Regions from separate parts of the Homo sapiens genome. Here region 2 is linked to region 1. A link is a contact called in ENCODE Hi-C or POLR2A ChIA-PET data. All regions are on one chromosome and are shown on one strand. Each heading gives the region's core, a stretch centred on a gene start or an enhancer-like site at or near the end of the contact. The rest is flanking DNA. Distances are from core to core; before and after follow the strand shown.

Region 1 (6,620 bases), core at 2,183-4,682:
TCTTTAATTGGGTATATTCTGACTTCTACCATCACCATATCACTGAAACAGGTCTTATTACACCATCTATAACTATCTTATTAGTACAGCTAAGGAATATATTTAGTTCTTTTTATTTTCCTTCTAGTTCATTTCAGTCTGAGCTGGAAAATGAGTTATTTCCTTACTTGACTTTCTACACCTGTGCTATCCACTCTGGTAGCCACTAGGCACATGCGGCTACTGAATATTTGAAGTGTAGCTAGACCAAATTGAGAGGCACTGGAGGTGTAATACACACACCAGGTTTCCAAGACATAATATGAATTAAAGGACGTGACATATCTCATTAGTTTTTATGTTAATTGCATGTTAAAATGATAATGTCTTAATTATTGGGTTAAACAAGCGCTATCTCTAAAATTAATTTCATCTGCTTCTGTTTACCTTTTTATATCACTACTAGAAAATTTACAATGGCTTATGTGACTCACATTGTATTTCTAATGGCCAGTACTGCTCTATAACAACCTCTTGCACCGACAGAGCCCTGCTTTAAACTTTCCTTTCTTGGTTTGTGGGTCTCTGTTCTTCCCTAGTTTTCTTGCTACCTCGCTGTCTGCTCCTTCTCAGACTTTTCTGAGACCTAAATCTGTTGTTCTAAAATCGTAGTGTGCTGCAAAATCACCTGGGTTGCTTGCCAAAAATGCAGATTCTTGGATCTTATCTGCAGATATTATGATCTGGTAGACTGGCTTGGAGGACCGAGATTCTGATTCAGTAAAATAGAACGAGAGCTCAGAAATTTAGAATAATCTTTAGCCCTATTCTTTCTCATTTTACCCTATACATTCCATAGGTATCATCTTCCCTATCCCACCCAGCTCCAAAGATAGAACTACCACTCACAGACTAACATCTCCCAAAACTCTTATCTTCCAGCTGAGATCCCTCTCTTATCCTGCCCTCTTCTTCCAGCTGCCAGCTGTATATCTTCACTTGGAGGTACATTTGATAAGTTTGAGAAAACTTAGCGTATTCAGTATTTAAATTCTTATCTCTGTTCTCCCTAGCCCATTCCTCCTTTTGACCTCCCAGTTATCCAAGCTAGAAACCTGAAATAATTATTTACTACTTCCTAACCTCTATATCTAATCAGTTAAAAAATCTGACCAATTCTTACTTAACTTCTATCATCTCTATGCCTTTTAAATGTCCTTCATTTAGGGTTTCTCAATCTTGGCTCTACTGAAATCTTGAGCCAGTTAGTTCTTTGTTGTTGGAGGAGGGAGGTTGTCCTGTGCATTGTTAAGTGTTTAGCAGTTACCCTGTCCTTTACCCCTCTAGATACTAGTAGCACCCCTTGCTGGTACAGCCACAATGTTTCTAGACATTACCAAATCCAGTGGGAGGAGGTGAGTGGGAGGGAATCACATTTCAACCCATAGAGCCACTGCCTCACTTGATGGAGGCCCTCTTCTTAATCATCTGCGTTAGGGCAAGAGTTTCCACCTGGCCCTCTAGCCCAGGACCGCACCTCTCTTCTATTCTCTACACTCCTGATAGTTTTACAGTTTTCACAGGTTAAAATTCAGTATCTCTAATATGGCATAAAAAGGGCATTATTTGTTACCTATGCGCCTTTCCAGCTTTCCACTCTACCCATACTGAAAGGCTTTGCAGTTTCCTTAGGGATGGATGAAAGGCGTAAGAAGTGTTAACTATAGACAGTAACTAAGCTAGTAGCTTATGAGATAAATGCAAAACTCCTAGCATATTTTAAATATAGAATATGAGTAAGCATGTACTTTGTGAAACATAGGCAGGATTATGTAAAATATATAGAGTAAGTTAGTAAACTATAAGACATGCCAAAGTTAAATAGAAATATGATGGAATAGAGAGTCACTGATAGCCAAAAAGGGATGGAAAAACTAAGCAATGAGCAATCATGACATCTCTGGGCTATTAACTATGTCACCTCTAAATCAGCCACCCATTGGTCACACTTAGAATAGTCTCATATGTGCTCTGCCCAGGAAATGCAAATAAAACCTGTATCTGTTCAACAACTTACCGAGTAAGCTCTGGCTGTGACCAGGCATACTTCTCTGCGTCTATCCAATAAAGCAGGTGTGTACCATTGGCCCAAAGCACTTTCCACCTGTGGGCCTCCTTGCTGACACCTCACCTCTGGTCCTCGTAAGTATACCACCAGCGGAGAAGGCTGTTGTGGCAGATAGGATATATGAACATTACTTAACCCATGATTCAGGTGATGGCGTCCTTCCACTTGCTTGCACCTTATCCTAAGTGTGTCCACTTACCACAACTCTTTCACCTTTTCACTGGATACTTAAATTGAATAGGCTATATTATTTAATAATCTTAATTTGATCTGTGAGCCTTCTCTGTTTCATTACCTTTAGGATAGCTTGCCTAGTTTACTAGGAAGTCACAATTGCATCAAATTAAGTTCCATGCAGGCATTAATCTCCTCCCAGAACGCTCCTGCTTTAGCCCCTATCATTTTATCCTGTTTATATCCATGTGTTTCTGTTATGACACTTTTCACACCACACTGTGATTAACTGTTTATTCCTCTCTCACTAGTCTGTGAGCTCCTTGGAAGCAGAAATAAATTTTGTTTTTGTCTAATCATTGCTTAACAAAGTGCCAACCACAAAGTAAACAGTAAAAGAATTACAGAATGCAACCTCCTGCAGACACAGTTGAAGAAACTATTCATTGTTTTTTCCTTTCTGTCATTCCCTAGTTCTAGGCATCAAATCGCTTGCCTAGTCGGCGAGCAGTATGAAAGTGGTGGGAGGACCATAGACGCACTGCAGAAAACAGCTTACAGTAGATGCAGAGAATTACTAGCACGCTTGGGCCTTGGTGGGGCTTGTCTTATTTACCTGTTCCTCATTTTTCACTGGGAGTTTAAAACAAGTTTTTGTTTCCCTGCTATCCCGACCTTAAGATAATTAAAAGGCCAAGAATCTTTAAGAGACTTTCAGTTCTCCTGGATTCTAGATAATAAAACCCACTTTAAAAATTAATGAGCACCTATACTGTGACAGACAATAAGGATACAATAAAAATACCATTTCTGTTCTGAGAAAATTTACAAGCATCTTCCTGGAGCCTACATTTTACTCGAAGTAATAGCTATTTTTATAGCTTACAATAAAAGATGCATTTTGGAATATATTTCGCTTGAATTAAAGAAATAGAATGTGAGACCTTAAACAAAGGGTCCGTTCTTCAGATCCTTTTAACTCACACTCTCCTTCAGGGGTCGGGGTATTTGGGTGCAAAAGTTTACTATCACGCACAGGTGTAGAGATGTACAAATACGATCCAATTTAGTGGAAACTGTGTCTTGTAAGAGATGGCCCCCAGGGACCTCCCACATCCCTAACCTCTCGGAGGACTGCAAAAGACAGCATCTGAAGCACCTCTTGCCTCGCCTTGAATCATTTGCCACTTCACACCGCCCCGCCCCTTCCGTCCCCGGAGGCGGCCAGCCTCGTGTCCGCTCTAGGCTTCTCCCGGACGTCTCTTTGTGGTGGCGTTGAGCTCCTCTAGCCCGCGCTTGCCGTCCTCTCAGTGGTAGCGCGGGGACTGGCTGGGAAGCGGTCGGTCGAGTGTGGCCTGTGTGGACTCGCATCTTGCCCGAAGCCGGGCGGAGGAGAGCTCAAGCTAAGGTGGAAGGGGAACGGGGGAGGCCCTGGAGAGGAGTGGGAGAGTGGAGACAGGCCCCTGGGTGGCGAGGGAGCCCGGCGGCGTAACGGGGGAACCCGGGGAGAGGTGGAAGAGGAGGCCCGCACACGTGAGGGGGATTTCCAGCTGCTGGCCGGGGCCTCTCACCCCTACCCCCGCGTAGTTCATCTGCGACGCAACGCCTTGTGTCAAAGCCCAGCACAGGTTCTGCCGCCTCTGACCTCTCTGAGGGTCGTCGCCTGTCCTGTAGGCCCAGGACCTTCAAAGCTACGATTTTGACGTGAACTACTTAGGGTTATTGTGGCCTTGAACTCCGTAGACAGCCTTTATCTCTGCTATTTTTGTTTTTAATTTTTCAAATCAGAATCCTTTCAACCCTGGCCGTTTGAGGCCAAAGGCTAATGTTTATTTTTCCATCCCGGTACCATGAACTTAGTAGGTGCCCACTGGACGGATCTGGTGGTTTTAGTCATTTGTAAATAGCCGTGAACTAAGGAAGAAATGTATGTGGCCTCTTACAGGGTTGGGTTGGGAATCATTGCAGGGTTTGGGGGCACTCTGTTAGGCATGATAACAACAGCTCTAGGCTTGAGTTTCTTCATCTGTAAATGAGAATGATAGTACTTTCCTCAGGGTGGCTATGAAGGTTCCTGAAATGATGTTTGCCCTAAGCACTGTACCTGGCATGTCCTGACTACCACACTTGAACCAAATCTTTTCAATGGTGTTATGGACTATATTTTTGTTTTAAATTGCCTTTACCTTTCTTATTGTACCTAGATCTTCCTGAGGATTGAGACTCTCCTCTTTGCCTTTGGGCCAATTGTCATGTTATAGGTAATCAGTATTTGAAGATGACAGGCACAAAAAGTTCACAGTTGCAGGATGCGTGACTTTTGTAGGCGTATGTACCCATAACTAAAGCTCCTGATTTGGGGAGTAGGGGTAGATTAAATTATATTTTTATTAAATAAGAGATAATCTGGGAAGACGCTGTGTAAGTTGTAAGACCCTATGCCAAGAAAAGCCTTTAATTTTTTTCATAAAACATTTCATGAAAACTTTTTTTATGTTTTTCATAAAAGAGACATCAGTTGACCTAAAAACGAAGTAAATTTTTTGTTTTGTTAAATTTCCTCTAAATGTTACTTTTCCCACTAATAAGGAGACTGGTAACAAACTAAAAAACTATGTTAAGGGAAATTAACATATTGGAACGGGTATTTCTGCATCTCCCCTACAAATTTAGGAAGAAAAAGTGAGTTCCCTAATTAATCCTCAATTCCCTCTGCTGTTGTTTTGTTAGTGGCTGTTTTGCTGTTTTGTTAGTGGTGGGGGGGGTGTTCTGCATTAACACCCCGAAACCCCTGTGATAATGTCCTAGACCTTGCAAGCATCATGGCCGCGTGTGAGTTTTCTCAGCTTCCTCAACCTAATCTACCTTCCTTACCGTTTGGTAATGGGCAGCAAGAGAAAATGCTTAAGAACTCTTTAAAACTACTGATGTTTTAAAGTAAAGCTGGATAATTCCCTGAGCTGGCAGCGTTCAAATTGTATGAGGAGCAAATACTTTTGTTTACTGCCTAAGGTAGTAGGAGAGGTCTAATCAAAGTATTCTACATTTATTTCATTCTCTTTTGATTCTTAGGTAGTGCTACAAAAATATTAAATGTTAATCTTAGAATACAAAACATGCTGTATTTAGGCACTAAAGTAAAGTGATGTCAATCCTAAGGCAGCAGAAAGTCTTAATTTTCTCCTATGCAGAATTTTTAAAAGACAATGTCAGATAAGAAATCTGGACTTAGGAGAGACTTTATTCAAAAGGGTTATCACAAAAGGAGAAAAGGGACTTTTGCAATGGGTAGAACCAAAAGATCTGCAAGAATCTCCAAGGAGTGAACTGTGCTAGAAAGTTTTGGTGTGAGGAAGTAGGATATAAGGGTGGCTTGATCTAATAGTAGATCTGAGAATGTTATTCCTTGGCTCTGGCTGAGAGTTGGCCAAAGCTCAGGAACCTGGGGGAAGGAGAGAAACTAAAGTTTGATTAACAAGTATTTTGTTCCACTTGATCTGTAGGGCCAAGCAGATCAGCAAATTATTCATAAATTCATAGTTGAAGCAAAAAATGAGAATTTGGAGGGTCTTTCTTTTGCCTGGTCATAGGTAAACAAGGGGGGATCCTTGAGTCTTACCTAACTCAAGGGTGGGAGGATTTTTTAAATTATAGCTAATAAGGAGCCAGCACAGGGCTCAAGCAAAATTCAACTTGCCAAAAAGTGTTTTTATTATTTGACATTGAAAAGTATTGAAAACCTGGATTTTATTTATACCATGGTGAATCTTTCTAAAACTGGGGTTTTTGTTATTGGTTTGCTTGTTATCCTATAAGAAGCTGGATTTTTTTTCTTCCATGAAGAGTACTAGGTTTTATATTGACCAAAGTGTTTGGAGCAAATTAATCTTTTCTTGCGTTAAAAGATTATTAAAATAGGAACTGGTAAGATGCTATAACCAGTTTAAATGACAATTAAAAGTAGACATGTTTATAGAGCAGGAATATTGAAATAAATGTGCAAGTGAGGGCAAAATTGGCTGCTTCCACAGTCAGACGGAAGTCCATTGAACCTTCAGCAGATAGAATTTACAAGAATACAGACAATTATTTTGCATTGCTGTTGGTTATCTACAGTTGACAGTTGTAAAATAGCTCCAAGATGCTGAAAGAATCAGACTTCCCATGTAATCAGAATGTGAAAACCTGAAAGGCTGTGCTCTCAACAGTGCAGTTTTCTATTGAAGCAGATGTTTTTCTCTGTCCTTAGTGTATCGAATTTAAATCTCCTCTCCCTCAATAATCTTCCCTAGAGTTAGACTTCCTGTAAGGCAAATACATATCTGTGTTTTTCTTACTC
Region 2 (6,620 bases), core at 1,621-4,120, 1.8 Mb after region 1:
AGAATTTGGATTTTATCCTGGGGCAATGGGAAGTCAATAAATGGGTTGTATGCATGGGAGAGCAAGATCCAGTTTAGTAAAATGGTCTGTTTAGTAAACTAAATGATTATGTTTAGTAAAAAGATCTGTGGCTTCAAATTGAACAGTGGGTTACAATAGAAACAGCAATATCTGCAGGGAGAGCAGTTAGGCCTCTACCACAGTCCTGGCAAAGACAATGGTGGCTTGGACTAGAAGAGATGGAAAAAACTGGATGGATTCAGGCGAGATTTTACAGAAGGTCTGGGGATACACTAGAGTGAAGGAGAGGAAGGAGCCCAGGATGACTTCCGGTCTCAGGCATCTTGCTGATGATTTCATTGGTGGAGGGGAGGCTTGGGGTGAAGATGAGGAGGGAGTCAAGTTGAAGTGAACTTTTGGCTGGGCACAGTGGCTTTGAGCAGAGGGCCAAGCACTTTGGGCAGATGGCTTGAGCCCAGGAGTTCGAGACCAGCCTGGGCAACATGACGAGATCTGTCTCTACAAAAAAAAAACAACCAGAAATTAGCTGGGTAGTCCCAGTTACTTGGGAGGCTGAGGTGGGAGGATCAATTGAGCCTGGGAGGTCAAGGAGGCAGTGAGCTGTGATTGTGCCACTGGACTCCAGCCTAGGTGATACAGAGAGACCCTGTCTCAAAAAAAAAAAAAAAAAATGAAGTGACATTTTGAAGAGGCTGAGCTGGGTGCCTGTGAGATTCTAAGAAGAGGTGAGCATCAGGAATAATAATGTCACTAACTCACATTTATTTAGCCCTGTACTATATGTACTACAGGCCAGGCCTTCCTTTAAGCACACAAACTGGATGATCTCACCAGGAGGTAATTGGATAGATGGGCCTGAAGATCAGAAGAGAGGTTTGGGCTGGAGACGGGAGTTGAGAGACTGAATTAGGTCTAAACTCAGGGTCCGGACAGGCAATGTAAAGAGTTGAAGCTGGCTGGGTGTGACCCAGTTGTTGTGGTGGGCCTGTGGTGCACTGGCCAGCAAATACCAGTCTGACACCAGACACCAGACAGATTCAGACTTTAAAAAATACTGGGCAGAGTGAATAAAACTCAGTGTGGCCTGCCCTGTGGGCCTTGTGGTTTGCCTTGTGAGCCTCCAGTTTGTGACTTCTGAGATAGATGGCCATCAAACCATGAGGGAGAAAGACACTGCCCAGGAGAGAAGATAGGAGGGGATGATGAACTTGAGGCCAGAGTTTCAGCCTTCTACACAGAAAATTGGCTCTGAATATAAGTTCCCAGTGGGTTTCCTGGGATATAACAAGTGACTGATAAAGTGTCTGATTCTGATGCTGCCTAATTGTCATAGGAAGCGAATTCTTATCTTCATGCTTTCTTATCCCTGATTTAGTGTACGCTAGAATAAGGGAATGTTAGGGTTGAAAGACAGATGCCTTGGGGATCATCTGGGACAGGGGCTTTCTACACTGACATGGATCAGAATCTCCTAGGGAAACAGGCAAACCTACAGATCCCAGCATCATCCTCCCAGGCCTTCAGAATCAACCCACATGGAGGGGTCCAGGCATCCTTATTTTTACAACCTCCCCAGGTGATTCTGATGTACACACATGAGCATAAGACATTCTTGTCTAGCGCTACCCCCTCAGATAGGGAAACAGCTTAGAGAGATGAAATCAGTTGCTCACAGTCACACAGCCAGAAAGGGGCAGGATTGGGGCCCACCATAGTGATTCACATCTATAATCCCAGCACTTTGGGAGGCCGAGGTGGGAGAGTAGCTTGAGCCCAGGAGTTTGAGACCAGCCTGAGCAACAGGGCGAGACCCCATCTCTACAAAAAAAATTTAAAAATTAGCCTAGCATGTGCCTGTAGTCCCAGCTACTCAGGAGGCTGAAGCAGGAGGATCACTTGAGCCCACGAGTTGAAGGTTGCAGTAAGCTATGATCACCCCACTGAGCTCTAGCCAGGGTGACTGAGCAAGACTCTATCGAAGGAAGGAAAGAAGGAAGGAAGGAAAGAAGGAAGGAAGGAAGGCAGAAAGGAAGGAAGGAAGGAAGGAAGGAAGGAAGGAAGGAAGGAAGGAAGGAAGGAAGAAAGAAAGGAAGGAAGGAAAGGAGGGAGGGAGGGAGGGAAAGAAGAGAGAGAGAAAAAGAAAAAGAGAAAGAAAAAGAGAGAAAGACAGGTGAGGTCTACGCTCTGGATCTCCTGCCAGCCCCTTCAGCTGGGTTCATTAACCTTCCCACCCCCAGACTCAACCCCAGCCCAAACTTGAGGACCAATGAGTCTCCGAGGCAACCATGGCTCAGAATCAGACCAGCAGTGCCCATGATCCCAGCCTGACTTTGTATCTAGCTCCAACAATGGGACTTGGTCTTATCTTCTCCCCTTTCCCCAAGTTCCCGCCTCCTTCCTTGCATCCATAACTAGGTTCTGCCTGGACCCCTGAGCTGAAGCCCTGCTTTGGTGCCTTCTGAAGCCCTGGGTCCCTCTGGAGCAGGAAGTGTGCACATGAGGGACCCAGTGCTCCTGGGTCTGTGTGAGGACACAGTCCTGCCTCCTCCTGAGGTCAGGAGAGAAAGTGCCTGTCAGGTTGTAGGAAGCCAGTGGGCAGATGGCACAGGTATGCCTTTCAGAGGGGTGAGGCTATTTTTGTCACTCACTATAAATAGCATAGAAAGGGCCATGGCTTGTGGTCAGTTACCTGGAATATCAGGGCAGGATTCTGGCAGGAAGTCCACTCCCACACTCCCCTCAAATCAGAATAAACACGGGCTTGGCCACATGAACCTGAGACTGTGCAGAGTCCTCAAGGAGCATCGCACGGGCAGCTGAAGGGCAATTCAGGCCTTGGGACCCCACACAAAGAAGCCTCTGACTGTGTGGTGGTAGCAGATTATGTGGTTACAAGGATAAATACCCACATTAAGAAATAGAGGCTGGGTATGGTGGCTCATGCCTGTAATCCCAGCGCTTTGAGAGGCTGAGGTGGGAGGATCACTTGAGCCCAGGAGTTCAAGGCTGCAGTGAGTCATGATTGTGTCACTGCACTCAAGCCTGGATGACACAATGAAACATTGTCTCTAAAAAAAGTTCTTTAAAGAAAAAAAATAAAAAGAAATAGAAAATACCTTAAATGGGAACACGTATAAATTTAAAAGATTAAGATGAAACTAGCACTTAAGAATGTACTCTGTGTATCTTTATGAAAATAATTTATCTTCAATCAAGCCTATTTTAATATTGTCATCACAGAATTATTCAGGTATATAGGGCCCAGGAAGACTAATAGAAATAAATGACATACCAACCATTTCTATTACTGTCATCATGCAGTACAGAATACTGTCTAAAAGCTTAATTAAGGTCATTAGATCTGAATTTGATTCATGGCCCTGCTGCTGTGTGATCTCAATAAGTCACTCAATGTCCCAGAGCCTCAGTTTTTCTTATCTCTTTTTTTTTTCCTTTTTTCTTTTCTTTTTTCTTTTCTTTTTTGAGACGGAGTTTTGCTCTTTTGCCCAGGCTGGAGTAAAGTTGCGCAATCTCAGCTCACTCTAACCTCCACCCCTTGGGTTCAAGCGATTCTCCTGCCTGAGCCTCCCAAGTAGCTGGGATTACAGGTGCCTGCCACCACGCCTGGCTAATCTTTGTATTTTTAGTAGAGATGAGGTTTCGCCATGTTGGCCAGGCTGGTCTTGAACTCCTGACCTCAGGTGATCCACCTGCCTTAGCCTCCCAAAGTGCTAGGATTACAAGCTTGAGCCACCGTGCTCGGCCAGTTTTTCTTATCTGTAAAATGGAAATAATAACACAGACTTGATTGGATTTTTGTGGCAATGAAATAAGACAATGCATATTTTTTATGTCCTGGCTAATTTCTGGACCCTAAAGATTTTTGTGGTTATTGTTGTCGTTTGCTTGTTTTTCAAAATTTGCAAATGGTTTTGGTCTCTATGGGTGGAGACCTACATTTACCTTTGGGCCAGACTTTTCCCTTATTTAAGAAGACTGCTTATATCAGGACCCTGGTAACCACCTAGGGTGTGGATAGTGGTGATTGTCAATGAAGGCCACTGTGTTATTCCTTCAGGTGGTGTCCAGTGTCACAGACATCAAAACCAGGGAGCCGGGCAAGAGGGAAAGACCCAGAGGGATGAGAGGTGGCAACTGTTACACTGTAGAAACCTCCAGGAAAAGCTGAGGGATGCTTCAAAGGGGAGAGAGGACCTGTTCAGCCATTGAGCCAGAGGAAGATTAAGCCAATGAAATTTGCATAGTAAATATTATAGAACGTAACTAATTTTTACTGCATTGTCATAACAGGAATTTACTCAAGAGGTACAACAGAAATCTTGCTTGGTCTCTTGGTGGCAATGATTCAAGCATAATCAATTAGTGGAGCTAAGATCTCCTCAACTCCTCAACAGAAACTGGTAAATCAATCTAGACTTCGACTTAAATTTTACCATTTTAACTGATGTAGTTTGGATGTCTGTCCCCTCCAAATATCACGCTGAAATGTGACCCCCAAAGTTGGAGACTGGGCTTAATGGGAGGTGTCTGGGTCATGAGGCGGATCCCTCATGAATTTCCCACAGTAATGAGTGAGTTCTCAGTCTATTAGTTCACACGAAAGCTGGTTGTTTAAAGAGCCTGGCACCTCTTGCTCTATCTTCTTGCTCCCTCTCTTGCCATGTGATGCCTGCTTCCCCTTCACCTTCCACCATGAATGAAAGTTTCCTGAGATCCTCACCAGAAGCAGATGCTGGCACCATGCTTCTTGTACAGCCTGCAAAACCATGAGCCAAATAAACCTCTTTTATTTAAAAAATTACCCAGTCTCAGGTATTCCTTTAGAGCAATGCAAAATGGACTAATACATTAACATTATCCTTGGGTTTGGTGCTGGTGATACCACCATGATAAAAGGTTCTCTTCTCTTGACCCTACACTAATCAAAGAGAGACAATATTGAATACTCCATCACAAATTAAATGTGAGTGTTCTGCAGGAAGTTTATATACATTTGGCTCTCCGTATCTGCCATTTCTGCATCTTCAGATTCAACCAACTTCAAATAGAATATATCCAGGAAAAAAAAAAGAAGAAAAAAATTAAAATAATAAAAATTTTTAAAAACAGTATAATTATTTTTGTAGCATTTACATTATATTAGGTATGATAAGTAACCTAGGGATGATTTAAAATACACACGAGGATCTGCATAGGTTATATGCAAATACTGTGGCATTTTATATCAGGCACTTGAGCGCCCTTGGATTTTGGTGTCCACAGGGCATCCTGGAACCAATCCGCTGCTGAAACTGAGGGACAACTGTATATGGTTGTATGAAATGCAATAACAAAAGAGCCTAACCTAGACAGAGGTAGGTGGGAGCAAAGAGCTTCTGAGAAACCGAAACCAGTGAGGCCCTGTGGCTAGACCACAGGACTGGAAGGGAGCAAGATAGCAGATGAGGCAGGAGCAGGTGGCTGGGCCAAATCACATAGGAACTGGATTTTATCCTAAGACAGCGGGAAGCTATTCTGTTCTGGGGAGGGAGTGGCATGACCATCTTTTTATTTCAAGATCAGCACTCTAGGAAATGGATTAGTGAAGTCATATGTAGGGGCAGAGACACCTGTTAGGAGACTATTGAAATATTGAGAACTGAGCTGAGTGGCAACAATGGAAATGAAAGTTGTGGCTTCCAGAGATATTCAGGGAAGGGCTTAAAGGACAGATACCTGGACCTTTCCTGGCTTACTGGCTTCCAGCTCTCACCAAGGTCAGTATTTGGTAGCAATGGCACCTATAGCAAAACCAGGTGCCTCCACCAACTCCTTCCAGGCTTTGAGGTTATTGATGAAACTTAGGGTTCTTCACCATAAAGAAACACCATACTCCCTGGGTAGATTTCTGCCTCAGTTACCTATTATTCTGCATGGCTATACCTGTGAACTGGTCCCATTTTCTATTTACGTATAACTTTAGGTCTAGGTTTTTCAAGTACTTCCAAACCTAGAGGAGATGACCCCATAGATAAATAAATTTATTTGAAACATATAAACTGTTTTGCTTCCAAAAATATTGGAGGTAAGACAAAAATGGGAAGGAATGTTTTCTGACAATCTCATATTTTGAAGAACCATGACCTGGAGAATACTGAGTTTTTCCTTTGTTTAGCTTTATGTTGCTTCTTAGTATATTTGGCTTTATTTTAAAGGACAAATGCTGTAGGTAATAAGAAAAATTTCTCAGAACTCAACTCTAGCAAGATGCGAGGTTGAGCAAATATCAAAATAAGCCTTTACCCCATGCTATGTTTATCTTGCCACTTGGCAATATACTAATATTAAAAATGATATTTCCAAACAAAGTTGCCTAGCTCTAAATCTAAGAAGCAAATATAACGAGCTGGCAAGAGTTCAAATTAGGAAAAAGCCTAGACCCACTTGGCTGCAGATCACTGCTACTTCACATTTCAATGTGCATGCATTGGGCTCCCAAAGTGAGGAAAATAAAAATAATGAAAATCATCTACTGTCAGAGAGAACAATTTCTTTGCCACAGTGTTCTCACAGGAAGTTCATTGTGGTAAATGAGTGTC

What was found. A loop is a pair of places that touch in the nucleus more often than their neighbours do. ChIA-PET counts read pairs that join two places held with the same protein, here RNA polymerase II (POLR2A). Pooled maps may share reads with other maps.
Region 2: a loop to region 1 is called in a pooled map, with 6 times the contacts of the local background. The contact joins the enhancer-like site here to the promoter of ARL14EP-DT in region 1. A Hi-C loop is called at or near these places in 3 of 50 pooled maps. POLR2A ChIA-PET finds 5 or more read pairs at or near these places in 2 of 52 experiments (H1 and OCI-LY7).

The regions. Positions count from the first base shown.
Region 1 is chr11:30,319,514-30,326,133 of GRCh38, forward strand. ARL14EP-DT (ARL14EP divergent transcript) reads right to left here and starts at 3,433. Exons shown (of 2, transcript NR_187437.1): 1 at 3,405-3,433. It overlaps ARL14EP (ARF like GTPase 14 effector protein), which reads left to right and starts at 3,591. Exons shown (of 4, transcript NM_152316.3): 1 at 3,591-3,689. RefSeq lists silencers at 1,977-2,036, 3,691-3,820 and enhancers at 3,253-3,858, 3,371-3,620.
Region 2 is chr11:32,115,786-32,122,405 of GRCh38, forward strand. It overlaps the pseudogene THEM7P. Among named protein-coding and RNA genes, the nearest start is that of SNORA88, 25 kb to the right of the region's middle. Within about 2 kb of position 2,871, at least 4 of the 41 ENCODE cell types and tissues checked have a DNase peak (open chromatin) inside an H3K27ac peak, as active enhancers do.